3 separate regions of the Mus musculus genome follow, and all the other regions are linked to region 1. Evidence: chromatin loops called from intact Hi-C (ENCODE). Cell type or tissue: left cerebral cortex. All regions are shown on one strand.

Region 1 (5,000 bases):
TGGGCTTCCAGAATGTTTCAGGCACATGTTCAATGGAGATGTCAGGGAGGCAATGCCTACAGAGCCGTGTGTGTGTGTGTGTGTGTGTGTGTGTGTGTGTGTGTGTGCATCTCTACATGACCCAGCCAAACTCCAGTGAGCCAGTAAGTTGGATACTGGCTCCTAAGACATATGTTGGTAAGCCAGCAGGATGTAAAAGGAAATCCAGCTCTTTCTGGGGAAGGCACTGAGCAAGTAGAGTTTCAGAGGAGAGCAGGGATACAGGGACTTGTGTACTGGAGGCAGAACTATGATGAAGAAACAGACAGTAAATCTGAGAGGAGGACCAGGAAGAGCAAGGGCCCTGGGATAGAGCAGCATCCTGACCATCATTGTCCTACTCAGTAAGGAAGGGACCAAGGAGTAGAGGCTCTGGTGACTTTAGCAGGGGGAGCTCAGTGACCCTTGGTGTGAGCTCAAGAGAGAAGGGTGAGGCCTGGTGGCACAGGGCTGTAACCCCAGTACTGAGGATACTGAGGCATGACAATCTCATTCTCCAGGCCACCTCAGGATCATTGAGAGACTCTGTGTCCAAAAAAAAAAAATTTGATGAAAAGGCATGGCATGATGGCACCTGCCTTTAATCCTAGTACTGGGGAGGCAGAGGTAGGCAGATCTACGTGAGTGTGAGATCAGACTGGTTTGTATAATGACTTCCAGGACAACAGCTGAACTATACAGAGTCAGTCTCTCTCTCTCTCTCTCTCTCTCTCTCTCTCTCTCTCTCTCTCACTCACTCACACACACACACACACACACACACACACACACACCAAAAAACGATGACGAAGGTAAGGAGAGAAACTCAGAAACCCCCTTTCCAGTAGTTTGCTGGACGGTAGGGTGGGGGTGGAGCCAACTTGATCAGACTATCGCCATCTTAGTTGTAACTGCCATCTTGCCCGCCAGGTGACCCCTGGCCTGCATTCCACAGGCTATGGCATAAACAAAGCAGTTAAAACTCACTGCTTCTTAACCTGATGTTTGACATGTTAATCATTTTTGAGAAAGACCAGGAATTTGTTGCTGGCCATGGCCTCCTTTGCCTAACAAGACTTTACTCGCCTCCTGCCTTAGAGTGTGACTCTTTCTCCTGTCTTGCTGTATCCTCAGACGTGGTGATGTCTATAAGGACTTAAATGACTGCATGCTGTGCGTTTTCCTTAGCTTTTGGGCCCCTTCTGCCTTTGCAGCTGGTTCTCAGACTCCAGGAATGAGTTTTATTCAAACAAGACAGAGCAGGAATAGTCCTATGGCTGAAGGTGAAACAGTCAAGGGAAGATCCTCCCCCCCCCCCCCCCCGTCCCCCCCATCCCCCTCCCCAGCGGGGTTTCTCTGTGTAGCCCTGGCTGTCTTGGAACTCACTTTGTAGACCAGGCTGGTCTTGAACTCAGAAATCCACCTGCCTCTGCCTCCCAAGTGCTAGGATTAAAGGTGTGGCCACCACTGCCCGGCTTTTTTTTTTTTTCCTTAAGAGGAAAAAAAAGTCTGAGTGTTACCCTTGTCTGCCCTTGTCATATTCTTGAGGTGAGAGGAAATGGGGCATCTGCCTGAATGGAAAGGGGTTACTCTGAGACTGGAGCATGGTCCTATCATTTACAGTAGCAGAGCCAGAAGGACACTTTCTAGGGTTTGCTGCAGCTGGCTTTGTGGATTTGCAGATAGGAAGAGGTTACAGCATGCTCTTAAGATTTAGAACAAGACCTAAAATAGGTTGATAGCTCCCTGGGGGTGAACAGAACTCTGGCCCCAGGCCACCACCACCGCTCCTCAATGAAAGTCTGGAGAGGCCTTGGCTGGTAGATGCAGTGACTCTCAGTTAATCAGATTTTTTTTTTCTTCTTGGAACTGGATTGAATTCAGGCTCTGTGCATGCCATATGCTAACACTGAGCTACACCCCCATCCCCCAATCACAATGCTGTCACTATGACAGGCACTGCGCTGCTCTGAAAACACTCCATCTATCCCCTAGTTATCCAGCCCACCACTCACCTTGCAGGAACGCAGCCAGAGGGAACTAAACTAGTAAGGTATGAGGGAATGTGATATGTCACTTTTAGGTCAGAGCAAAAAACATGAAGAGCCATCACTTAGTGGTCATCTCTGCTACTGTAACCTGTGGTGGCAGGGGGCCTGTCGGTTAGAGTTCCTAAAGGAACTTGTCTTATTGCAAGCTAGGTATACAGCATAAGCTAAAAATAGAACCTCTCATAGCCAATTGTTGATATAGCAGGGTCAAAATGTTTACTGCAGCATAAACTTGTCTATTATTAATCTGGGTCCACATTACCTATCATGGCGTTTAACCAAGTTTGGGTTTGAGTTTGGCTAAAAGCCCAAAGATCTTGCTCACATGGTGCTGCCAACATCTCAGAAGTTCTACTGAATCATCAAACGCTCTACGAACATCCCGGGAGACAGCTCCACCTGCAGGTGGCTTCTGTTTCCACACCTGGAAGGATGCTCACAGGAATTATTTTCACATTCTCCTCCCCCGCCCCGCCCCCATCCCCACCACTGGCCCTTTCTTATCCAGTACAGGGGATTGAACTAGGGGCCTAGAAATCAGCCAACTCTCCAGCCTCACAGAACAGTTCTCTTATTCTGCAACTAAAATTCCTCGACTGGGCAGCAGGTGTACCTCAGAGGCAAAGCATAAGGCTCTGGGTTCTATCCCCAGCCGAGATTAACCAACCAAGCAAAACAAACAAAACCCCTTATGATTCTAAAGAAATCTTTTCTAGAGGCTCACAGTGGTAGCAGAAAGAGATGTATCAAAAGCCCCGCTCTCAGCTCACTCTGTCTTTTAGCTGGCCTTCTTGGTTTTCTGCCGCATGCTTCTGTGTTGGGGTCTACTCAGGAGACCGCATTGATTGTTTCACTGGCGTGTTTTACCGGTTGTGGAACCTGGGGGAGGCTCTCAAGAACAAGCTCTCAAGGACACACAGTGGCTGGCTGGCCTGCCTTTCTTTCTTCTTTTCTTTCTTCCTTCCTTCCTTCCTTTCTTTCTTTCTTTCTTTCTTTCTTTCTTTCTTTCTTTCTTTCTTTCTTTCTCTTTCTTTCTAGCAAAAGCCACTCTGCACGTTGATCGCTTCCTTCCCATCTGCCACCTTGTGGTGTTTTTAAGAGTTGCACCCTCCCATGTGAGGCTCTTGTTACATTCTTACCTGATCTTAAACCTGGAAGGCCGAAGGCACTTTTATAGAGAGGGCTTGAACCAAGCATCTCAATTTACAGTTAAGGTAACAGACCTAGAATTCAAGCATCAGGCTAATTAGTGGAGGAACCAGGACTAAAGCCCAATTCATCATCATCACTCATTTCATCTGCCTTATGCATACTACCAAGTGTCTCAGGCTGAGCATTGTGGATAACCCTATTCTCCTGTCCTGAGAGCAAGGACAGCTCTGCCCACAGGCATTACAGTACACTGCAGCGCATTGTTCTGTAAAAGGTGGAGATGGAGGACAGCGAACAGCTTCAGTCAGCCTACCTGGAGTCTAGGAAGGTTTCTCTATGAAGGGATGGCTAACTTCAGCAGATAGACTTTCTCAGGCAGGTGTGTCAACCACCATTTGCAGTCGGGCAGAGGCAGTGTGAAGTGGGGGTCTGCCAATTTCCAGCGTAAAATAAGTACCTTCTGAGAGAGTGGGGTTTGCATGTCTGCAAAGACATTGAGGCCAAACATCATTGCAGAATATTTTATTAGTGGGATAAGCACAGATCTCTCTGGAAATAATACAAGTGGCATATTGTAGGTTAATGGAGGTAAGTTCTTAGATCGGTAAGATAAAAGGGAGTAGCTTTCTTTGCACCAAGCCCTCAGAGCATCTTCATTCCTGGAGGAGGTATCCTAAAGAAATATGAATTCTCTAGAGTCCATTCTTTCGGAGTCCCAGTGCATTCTCATCTAGTTTCGTGCATCCTTGGGCCATTTAGCCATTGCCTAGTCTCTGTTGTATGAATCCAAAGTCTGCTGTGCTTCAGGTCATTCACACATGCAGTTGCCTGGGGGTCTCATGGCAGCGGCTCCTCATCCACTCTGACTCATGTCTTGTGTTCTAGTTTCCTTCCTGTTGTGCTAAAACACTCCAACTAGAGGCAACTTAGGGGACGAGAGGCTTACAGATCACAGTCTATCACTGAGGGAAGTCATCACAGGAACTTAAGCAGAGATTCAAAGGCAGTTCAAGGATGAACACTGCCAGGCTAATGCTGAGCCAGCTTCCTACAGCCCAGGACCACCTATGTGGAGTGAGGTGCACCCTACTGCATCAAAGAACAATCAGGGCAATCCCTCACAGATTTGCCCGCTGTGCAGTTTGAATGAAAATGGTTCCCATAGGCCCAGAGGGAGGAGTGGTGCTTTTAGGAGGTGTGGTCTTGTTGGAGTAGGTGTGGCCTCGTTGGGATAGGTGTGGCCTTGCTGGAATAGATGTAACCATGGTTGTGGAGTGTGTCTCCTCTTCCTGCTGCCTGCTGATCTCTGAATGTAGAACTCTCAGTTACCTCTCCAGCACCATGGGGAGTGGGGGTGGGGGCTATTTGATACAAGCCACTAAATTTAGGGCAGGAGGAGAAACAGAAATAATAACTGATAAGGCCATGCCTTTTCAGGCAGGAGGTATCGGCACCCAGCTATTGTGCTATGGAAGGCAAGCTCTTAAGTGACAAGCTGAGTGTGTGTTTTTAATCCGTGGGTCTCAGGAATGGGGTGGTAATATGACCCCTCCAGGAGCAAAGGCAGATGGGAAAGAGAAGCTGGCTCAGTGCTAGTGGGGGCCTATTCCAGAACAAAGGGGAGCCGGGAGGGGCCAGAGCAGGGCAGCTCCCGAGCAGAGGCGGTAGCTTGTTTTTAAAACTACACGCAACATTTTTTCACTTGTTCACTTTGGCTGAGTGATAGTAACTTTAGAGCTTTCCATTTGGCTTTCTCCACTTGGTGTGTGCCAGCTTCCC
Region 2 (5,000 bases), 200 kb before region 1:
CCTAGAACAATTGAAAATGATGGGCAGATTCCCATGAGAGACTGAGCATGGATTGAGAAATCAGATTTAGTTTTTCCTTCTTTTCCTTTCTTCAGCTGAAGGTGCCCTTGGCCAGATCCAAGTATATGCCTGGACTCTCTTCTGTCTCTCCATATTGGCATATAAGTCCATCAAAAGAAGTATACATTGGCCAAGGAAAGATGCCAAAATCACCCTGAAAATTGAGAAGCAGAGCTAGAGAGATGATTCAGCAGTTAAGAACATTTGCTGTTCTTGCAGAGGGCCTGCCTGGGTTTTATTCCCAGTGCCCACAAAGCAGTTCACAGTTGTCTGTAATTCCAGTTCCAAGGAATATGTCACACTTTTCTGACTTCCTTGGGTACCAAGCAAGCACATGTAGGCAAAATATTCATATACATATGACAAAATAAATATAAAATATTGGCTTATAGATTTAGACTTTTTAATAGATTCAAATACTCATTTGTGTGAGTTAATCATGCACCTTCAAGGGGCATAAATTTATCAGTACTTAAGTTTCAAATTATAGCATCACTCCAAATAAAGCTGAGATTATGCCAAGCTCAAATTTAGATGGACAACTGTATGCATTTCAACGTGTTAGCTAAACATAGCCCTGTGAAAAGTGGACATATGTAGCCCAGTTTTCAATCTGGAACCAGAATTTGAAAACAAATTTCAAGATTTCCAGGAAAAATAAGTAATATTTTAATCTATTTGCATCTCCATTTTCAGCCCACATAATATGTTATATACCAATTTTCAAGCAGAATGCACAAAGATGCAATCTGACATTTAACCTAAGAATAAACTTGGTTAGGTCTCTTTACTCAGCTTTTCTGGAACCTGTCTCTCCAGACACAACTATCTCTCCATTCCCAGTCACAACCTGTTCATGTCATCACTTGTTGGCAGCTCATATATTTGTGAGCAAGTATGGAACTCATTCTTGTAGACCAGGTTATCTTTGAATTGAGAGATAGGCCTTCCTCTCAGGAACTAAAGGCGAGTGCCACCACTGCCGGGCTGAGCAAGTGTGTTTGAGAATGAAGCACATCTACTAAAGTCAGAGCCCAAACACTTGACAAGCAACTACAACGTGCTCAGAAGCACAACATTAGTCTTCCATGGAAGCAGCTATTGATGCAAATGTTAAACAGCATATGAGGTTGTTACCATCCTTATTTTACTTAATTGAAAGTAGTTTTGACAACAATATGAACTAACCAGTACCTCCAGAGCTCCCTGGGACTAAACCACCAACCAAAGAAAACATATGGTGGGACTCCTGTCTCTAGCTGCATATGTAACAGAAGATGGCCTAGTCGGTCATCAGTGGGAGGAGAGGCCCTTGGTCCCATGAAGGCTCCATGTCCCAGTGTAGGGGAATTCCAGGGCCAGGAATGGGGAGTGAGTGGGTTGGGGAGCAGAGGGAGGGGTAGAGCATAGGGGGTTTTCAGAGGAGAAACCAGGAAAGGGGATAACATTTGAAATGTAAATAAAGAAAATATCAAATTTTAAAAAGGGGGGAAAAGTTTGAAAAACAAACTTTTATTTGTTAAATGTGTTCACTTTGGTGGGGAGTGTATGGGAGGCAGATTGTACATCTTGGACCTGTGTAGCAATTTTATTTTTAAAACAAGGTTTCTTTCTGTAATCTTGGGTGTCTTGGAACACATACTGTAGATCAGGCTAGCCTGGGACTCAGATATCAGTCTGCTTTGCTTCCAGGATGCTAGGATTTGAGGCACAACATGCCTTAAATCTCAAACTTTGGAGAGAGAGGCAGGTGCATCTCTGTGAGTTTGAGGCCAGCCTGGTCTACAGAGCTAGTTCCAGGACAGCCAGGGCTACACACTCTTATGAGCAGGGGATGGCACAATTAAGATTGTTATGTAAGGACTTTTTCCTTCTCTGCAATGGCACAGATGTGCAGGAAAGTAATACACAGACCCCCTTTTTCTCGTCATCTTTTGTATTTGTATATTTAATGTGTAGCTCAAAGACAATTCTTCCTCCAGTGGAGGACAGAGAAGCCAAAAGGTGGGATAGCCCTGCCTTAGTACAAATCACCACTAGATGGAGCTCTAGGGTTTCCTAATATTGAAATATCTCTGTCCTCTCTTAGTTTTTGGTCTTTCAGGCCCTTAAGGTCACCTCCTGGTGACAAAGAATCCTTGAAGTACACATTTAGTAAAATAGTCAAAGGATTGTAGGAATCCTCGGTATAGTTTTTGAAGCTCTTGCCAAGTACGTGAAAGGCATGACTTACAAACCTACAGGCCACAAACGGCTTGGCACCCTTAGACTCTCAGGACCCAGATATGTATTCTTGAATGTAGTTTCAGCTAACCTAGATTGAAAGAGAGCAGGATTGTCAGAAGCGGTATTATCTCCTGTGACTCAACTGATGAGAATTAACGAGTTTTATACTGGCTTTTTTCATTCTATCCAGTAGACAGACAATTACACAGTCTGGGTTGAACCATCCCTGATCATTTCTTTATGCAAGTGGCATGACAAGACCAGCAGGGCTCCATGTCAGGTAAGAGAGCAGAGCTGGCCAGGTTTTAGCTGAGAAAGTCAGCCTTAACAGCCTAGGCTCACACTGAAGGCCAGACATGCAAGCAGCAGGCAGTTGGGGTGATATAAATATTCTGACAGGTCAAGTAGAAAGCCAAAGTGAGTCCTTGGAATCATTTACTGAATGATTTGGAGGAATCATAGCTAAATCGCTCTATTTTGGATTGTTTGCGACATTTCAGACATAGGCAAGAGGGCATGTACCAAATGGTGCCACCTGGTGAAAGTGGCTGTCTTCTGCAGGAGAGGGACACAGTTTTTCATTTTTCCCTGAGTTCCCTGTATGACACTCCCAAAAAAAAATCTGAGGACAGAGGGTATCTGGATAAGTGGGAGAGGCTCATAGTTGCATGGGCTAAGTCTTGGTTTTTCCACACTGACTCCTGAGACATGCTTTAATCTGACTTTACAAACAAAACTCGAGGCAGGGGGTGAGGGCACTCACTCTCTTGGAAAAAGCAGATTTCTTGGATCAAGAAGTCTGGAAGGGAGAGGAGGACAACAGACACAAGCTGAATCAGTCCTGTGCTCAGCTCCTGTTACCAGAGTTCTCCGGGTCAAAGTCTGAGCCTAGCAGCCCTAACTAGTTAGGCTCAACCATCTATCCCCAACAGATCAATTAAAGAAATAAGTAACAGTGTGAAGCAGAGAAAAGTGATTTATTCTATGTGGCTATTAGAAAGAGGAACAAAGAGGGCCAGTTAACTATGCAGGGTTTTCCAGAGAAATAGAACCTGTAGTTATAATAGGATTTTAAAAATTGGTTTACATAATAGGGCCTAAGTAGTTCAATGATTGTTGTTCACATGCTGAAAACACTGAGGACCTAGTGATAGTGACCTCAACAGTCCCAGTATGACCCTGAAGGTCTGAGAGATCCCTGGACAATCTCTGGGTGTCAGGGAAGGTGAAGGCAGCAGCAGCAACAGAGGCACAAGCCCACGTAAGTAAGCAGCACTGCCTCTCCCTTGGACCTCTGTTCTTCTGAGCTGCTATGGAAACAGCCACCTGGTCTGGAGGAAAGTCCTCTCTCCTCAGTTAATTCTTCCTGGAAATGTTCCCGCAGACCTGTTCAGAGGTGTCTTTCATTTGATTTTCAGATCCAAGCAAATTGATAACCAAGATCAACCATTCTGAGCTGAATACATGGTTTAGCAGGTAAGACACTGGCAGTTTTTCCTGAGGACCCAGGTTCAATCCTCAGTGACCACATAATGATTTACAATCATCTGCAACTCCAGTTCCAGGGGCTCTTCTGACCTCCGCATGCACCAGGCACTCATGTGGCATAACTATATACATGTGGAACAAACACTCTATACATTTACAATAAAAAGAAATATTTAAATACTTTCATATTATCCATTGACCTTTTAAATCCATCGTTGGAGTACTGATATAAGGTCAGGGTTTGGGGGTGTGATTTAATTATTTATTTAGGTATTTTAGACATAATATTACTATATAGACCTGGCTAGCTTGCTGTGTAAACATGAAGGCCTTAGTTTGATCTCTAGCACCAAGCAAAATCTAGCCTTGCGGTGGCAGTCACTTATACTCCCAGAACTGGAGACAGGTGGGACAGAACAGCTAGGGGGTTTGGTGGTTAGCTAGCCTAGCAATGGCAATGAATTCCAAGTTCATTGCTCATTAAAAAGCCTGTCTCAAAAAATACAGTGGGGAGTGATTGAGGAAGGCACTCGATGTTGATGTCTGACTGCACACCAACATGCACCTGCACTCACACACAAAAGAAGAAAAGAATACTACTTTCAAAAATAGCAATAATCTTATAAAACATTTTAGTCTCAGTTTCCAAGATTAAAACTTTAATATGCCAGACATTTGTGACTTTACATATTAATATTTAATAGTATGTGGCACAAATCATTGTATTAGGAAAAATGCTGAAAATTAACATTTTTATTAGTTGACATTTTACTTAGTTCTGGATAAAGTGAAATCCTCAAATAACCTGTTTTTCTTTGGCCTAAAATTTAACAATAACTGTTAATTTCCTGCATTCTAACTAAATGTTTTTTTTTCAAAGAAAGAGGGGGAAAATGTCAGAGGTAACAATTCTTATGATTAATGTAGTTCAAAAATCATCCTCAGATATTCAAATTCACACACACACACACACAGGCAGTTTAAATTTTAGGCACACAATGACACAAAAACAATTACATTAATTCCTACTGTATTCAGATGATATGTTATAAGTATAGAAAAGAGTAGTCAGCAAAAATTCTCCATTGGAGTCACCAAAATAGTACAGACTTAACATTTTTATAGTTATAAAATTACAATGGATTATTTTTTTACTAATCTTTGTTTCTCTGTGTCCTCTGTTTGTTCAACAAAATCCACAGGACTCAGAAGAGCTACAGAAGACT
Region 3 (5,000 bases), 110 kb before region 1:
GGAGAAGGGGAACATGCGATCCTCCTGCTTCCTGGGATGTTGGGTATGTGTGGATTCTCATGGACCGCTTCTGCAGGCTGTAGATTCTCCGCGATGGATCTCGATGCTAGATGCCAAGCATCCATCATTCATTCATGTTTGCGCTTGCTAAAAAACTCTTAAGGAATATTTGCCTTGCTCAAAGTCGAATGATCTAGAAAAGTAAATAACTCTCTACTGGATTAATTTCTTACTCTTTTACCCACTTCTTCCCCCACTGAAACACACTGTGAAAACGGTGTCCTATTACTTGGGAGGACTAGAGGGGTCGAGGAAACTGGGGTCCAAAGAAGGAGCAGATGGTGAAGACAGTAAGGTGGTGACCAGCCCTCCCAGTTAGTTTGTCTGGTACCCAAGGGGACATTCCTTTCTGGAATGTGAGACTTACATTACCAAAACCAGGCCAGGATGCATCCGGACCAGGTGTGTTGGATTTGTTTAATAAAATAATAGGTGTGTGGGGGGGAGGGGGAGTGTTAAAAGACTCTTTTCCTAACAGGGTCTTACTTTAAAGCTCACACTTGCCTTAGCCTCATAAACACTTAGATGACAGGTTTGTGCCACCATGCCTGGTCTAGTTTAAACTCAGACTCAGATGAGCACGTCACCACCTGCAGTGTGTGGAGCTGAATCTCAGTCCTGTTTTATGGAAAAGCAGTTCGGGTTTAGAAAGTTCCAGAGAGGGTGCGCCATGATTTGGGGGATTTTAGGGTTGCTGCTTGCTTGCTTGCTTCCTTTTTCTTTTTGGTATTTGTGTAATCCCAGTAGAGATTTATTGTGATTTGCCTCTTTCTCCTAAAGGTCACATGCTAAAACTTTCAGCTCCCCTTGACCCTGCTCTCCAGGCCCCTGCTGACACAGTACCACTGCGGCAAGTGAGAGGCTTGGGACACTTAGCACCCGTTTCTTAAGCTTCTGAAATGAAGGAGATGTATACTCCAAAAGCTGGTGTCCAATTAAACCATCAGCAAAAGCAGTTTACCATATTAGAGATGATTTTAAATTACTCTAACACTGCGGCATTAACTACACAAAACATCCACCAGTATAATTTTTTTTTTCATTTCTGGAAAGTATTGGCATGATCCCACAGCTTTAAAATGGAGCAGTGGGAGTCTTTCCCCTACCTTGTCCCCTAGTTTCCCATGTGCCCCGCAGAATCATGTACTGATAATTATGTCTGTTCCCTAAATATTTGTTTAAGGTTTTAGTGCTCTTGGCCCTAGTTTCCGAGTGCATGCCCAGTGTTAGAAAGCAAATGTTTCCTTATTGGTGAAACTGTTATTCTAGCTTGATCTCACCACCCCTCCAACCCCTTACTTTTTGCCCTCCTTTAGGATACTTCTAGTTCAAGGGCATACAAGAAACTCCTGTGAGAAAGCCGGAGACAAGGGCTGGCAATCATTGACCTGCTTTTGGTGTGGGTTTTTTAATGATTTGTGTGATGGACCTAGATAGTAAGTGAACTTGGCTGGCTGTATATTTGTGGCCCAAGTTCTGAGTGCTTAGAAATCAAACAAACTGCTCAGTCAGTGTGGACTTTCCCCTGGACAGAGCTCTTAGTATGTGACCTTACAAACACACACACACACACACACACACACACACACACACACACAAGATGGATGTGAGCACACCACATCTCTGGTGGCTGAGCTGGTGGGGATTAACAGGGCCATTACAGGCTCTTGGCATAGGCCCCTTCGTGCTGGTTTGATAAAATACAATTTGATTTCTTAAACACACACGTTTCAGGGTTTTCATTTACTTCTACTTACTCTTAAAAGGCATTTATATTAGCTTATTTGAAAACATCTGGAATATGACACTTCTACCTGTATGCCATTGGGATCTCCGTCATTTCTAAGTCCTTAGAGAGCTAATACCCAGAAACTATCAAATTTGAAAGTTTATTTCAGTAAGGTTTATTTAATCCTTCCAAAGGAGGCATAGGAAGACTAAACTGTAAGGCTGTCAAAAGCGCTTCAAAAATACTGGTCCCGAGCCTCACTCTGGGCCTATGTCTTCCTCAAAATTACCACTAGAGGGAGACCGGAGACAGGTCCTAACTCCATCAGGCTTGGCAATGCGCCTCTGTGTGGAGCCATTGCAACACAACTCCCCACCCCCACTAGGGGTTTTTCTGGTTAATTTTTTAGAGCACCAAGAACTGTCTTTTAAAATTGTTACTGCTTCTATTTTGCTCTGGTGTTGGCTATGCTGAGAACATTCAGTGGACCGTAACCCAGTGGGTGTTTTCAGGTAGCGGAAAGACCGATTTTGCACCTCAGCTTCAGAGCCTAAATAAGAAGCGCTTCACATTGGTGGCCTGGGACCCTCGAGGATATGGATATTCCAGACCCCCAGATCGAGATTTTCCACGGGATTTTTTTGAAAGGGATGCAAAGGATGCTGTTGACTTGATGAAGGTGAGACCCAGAGAAGTGCTGGAGTGGGGAGAGATGACTGGGCCCATCTTTATTTGTTCTAATTCCTGGTGTTCTTTCTTTTTACAAAGGCAATACCAAGTGAGTCTAATATAAGGAAGAGCTAAAGGACCAAGTAAAAACAGAGCCCAGCTATCTAATGATGCTACTGCCAAGACACCAAGGCTCTGCCTTTCCCACCAGTCTCCTGGCATAAGTGCAGTTTTAGTTTTGTTTTGTGTTACTTTGGTTTGAGACAGATTTTCATTGTATAGTCTTAATGGGCCTTGAGATCTCAACCCTTCTGCTTCAGGCTCTGACATACTAGGATTGCAGGCCTACAACACCACACCACACATAGCAAAATACACAGCTTTATACAGATGAAAATGGAGTCCTAAACCAGAGGTTCAACTCCATGGCTTCCACCCAAAAAAAGCAACAAGAAATGCTGGTGAAGAGACAGGAAAGTGTTCTAAAACCAAAACTGCCATTTGGAGAAGATGGAAAGTAAGCCCTTCGGACCATCTTCAGGGTACTGACATGAGCTTTAGGTTTAGGGAGAGCAAGAACTGGAGAGGTAGCAAGAAGTCTACAGAATTAAGCTGTCCTGGTCAAGGTGTGGTCTGGTGTTATCTCAGTTCTGGTTCTGCAGGGAAGCCTGAGGAAGTCATGACTGTTGATGCTCAGGAGTCATCTCACAGGGTGACTTGTCTGTAAGGCTCTGCCATTCCTGCAATCCAAGCTGACTTCAGGCTTAGAACCATGTCTGGAACAGGACATTAAGAAAGGCAACGGTAAGGTGCCACCGCTGCTTGTATGCTCGTGCCTTCAGCCTTGATGGGATTATCCTAGCAGGGTTACCATTGTTGTGATGAAACACCATGACCAAAGCAACATGGGAAGGAGTTTATTTGGCTTACACTTCTATGTCACAGTTCATCATCAAAAGAAGTACTAAAGGACAGGTACTAAAGCAGTGCAGAAATCTAGAAGCAGAAACTGGTGCAGAGGCCATGGAGGGGTGCTGCTTACTGGCTTGTTCCTCATGGCTTGCTCAGCCTGTCTTCCTTTAAAACCTCCAGCCTAGGAATAGCACCACCCACAGTGGGCTAGGCCCTCCCTCTCCAATCACTAGTTAGAAACTGCCTTACAGGTTGCCTATAGCCCGATATTATGGAGGCATTTTCTCCACTGAAGATGCCTCTTCTCTGTTGACTTTAAGCTTGTGTCAAGGTGACATAAAACTAGCCAGTAGAGGGGTTAAGATCGCTTAAGTACCACCAGCCTTTAGATAGACAGTCCTTGAATGCTTAACATGCCTACCTGCAGAGTTGAGCAGGAATCCAACCCAAAGTAAAGAAGATACAAAAGGAAGATGTAAACCTCCAGCTTTTGTCCTGCTTTTAATTATTGTTTAGGCCCAGGTAAGGAGTCAGAACTTTCTAGCAAACACAGTATTTTATTTGGTTATTTGGATATTCTGAGGCAGGATATTGCTAGGTAGCCCTGGCTAGCCTCAAGCTCACTGTGTAACAGGGTAGCCTCTGTGTCCAAAGTGCTGGGCTTACAGGGGTGTAGTGCTGATGGTATCACATCCTTCTGGTTTGCTGTTCGTTTCCGGATGAACATGCTCACTGCCATTGTCCCCTGTCTGTGCTCCCACTCTCTGTGGCTCCACTTATCTATGGCCAACTGTGGTCTGGAAAATTCCAGAAATAATTCATTCATAGTTGTAATGTTTTGTACTTTAAATTAAGTTTACTTTTAGCTTATACATTAATACATTTTAAAAAAAATTGTACACGCCAAAGAGTTAAATAAGGTTCCAGGATATGTCTATACTGCATAATGAATGTCCAAACCAGGTTAAACATGTCTGTCTCATCAACCATTGTTGCTTAGTTGCTTTGTGCCTTGTTTTTTTTTTTTTTTTGAAACAAGATCACTCATTGGCCTGAAGATTCCCCAAGAAGACTAGGCTGGATGGCCAGAAATCCTCCTGTCCCCACCTCCTCAAAGCTGGGATTGCATGCATGCACCACTGTGTCTAGCTTTCTACATGTGTCCTGAGAGAGACCCCAGGTCCCCATGCATGTTCCACAAGCCCTTTACCAACAACACTGTCTCCCCAGTCCTGTCCCCAACATTTATCATTTCCTCATGAGAAAAACTTCTGAAATATTTCCTCCTGTCTTTCTAAAATGCAAGTTCATTAATGTTATCTGTAGCACTCTGTCATGAGTTTTAAATCCCATGATATTCTGAGTGGTCCAGTAAATGTGATGCTGCTCAGCCATCCTGGCTCCACCCCACCCCACCCCAACTGTTAACATATCCCCTGTCCAAGGTATCTGCTCTATACTTCACGTATGTGTGTAGCTCTTGGTACCATACATTACAAGGCATCCCTGGTGAGGTATGGCTATGTATAGATTGTATAACCCCAGCAGGATCAAGAGAGCTGCTACGTTTCACTGGATGTATCCACTGGTTTATTCTACGCATCATCTACTGGTAAATGGTGAATTTTGA

Evidence for each region. Hi-C counts contacts between places; a loop is a spot of excess contacts. Peaks named below come from ENCODE experiments on the same cell type or tissue, not always from the same donor. Only the 100,000 strongest peaks of a DNase experiment are listed, where the experiment ranks them.
Region 2: a loop joins it to region 1, with 6 times the contacts of the local background. A loop is called at or near these places in 12 of 42 quality-filtered maps.
Region 3: a loop joins it to region 1, with 7 times the contacts of the local background. A loop is called at or near these places in 39 of 42 quality-filtered maps.

The regions. Positions count from the first base shown.
Region 1 is chr13:34,151,913-34,156,912 of GRCm38, forward strand. No RefSeq gene overlaps it. Among named protein-coding and RNA genes, the nearest start is that of Gm36549, 3.4 kb to the left of the region's middle. In left cerebral cortex, CTCF peaks have their summits at 2,462 (motif pointing left) and 3,180 (motif pointing left); DNase peaks (open chromatin) are centred at 1,919, 2,451, 2,842, 3,161 and 1 more place; H3K4me3 peaks cover 393 bases; H3K27ac peaks cover 444 bases.
Region 2 is chr13:33,954,897-33,959,896 of GRCm38, forward strand. It overlaps 1110046J04Rik (RIKEN cDNA 1110046J04 gene), which reads left to right. Exons shown (of 5, transcript NR_040707.1): 4 at 3,705-3,762; 5 at 4,977-5,000. It also overlaps a transcript of Serpinb6a not described here. Among named protein-coding and RNA genes, the nearest start is that of Nqo2, 7.3 kb to the right of the region's middle. In left cerebral cortex, CTCF peaks have their summits at 2,099 (motif pointing right) and 2,300; DNase peaks (open chromatin) are centred at 218, 668, 951 and 2,107; H3K27ac peaks cover 199 bases.
Region 3 is chr13:34,044,485-34,049,484 of GRCm38, forward strand. It overlaps Bphl (biphenyl hydrolase-like (serine hydrolase, breast epithelial mucin-associated antigen)), which reads left to right. Exons shown (of 7, transcript NM_026512.1): 2 at 1-43; 3 at 2,302-2,468. Among named protein-coding and RNA genes, the nearest start is that of Bphl, 9.3 kb to the left of the region's middle. In left cerebral cortex, a CTCF peak has its summit at 2,104 (motif pointing right); a DNase peak (open chromatin) is centred at 2,109.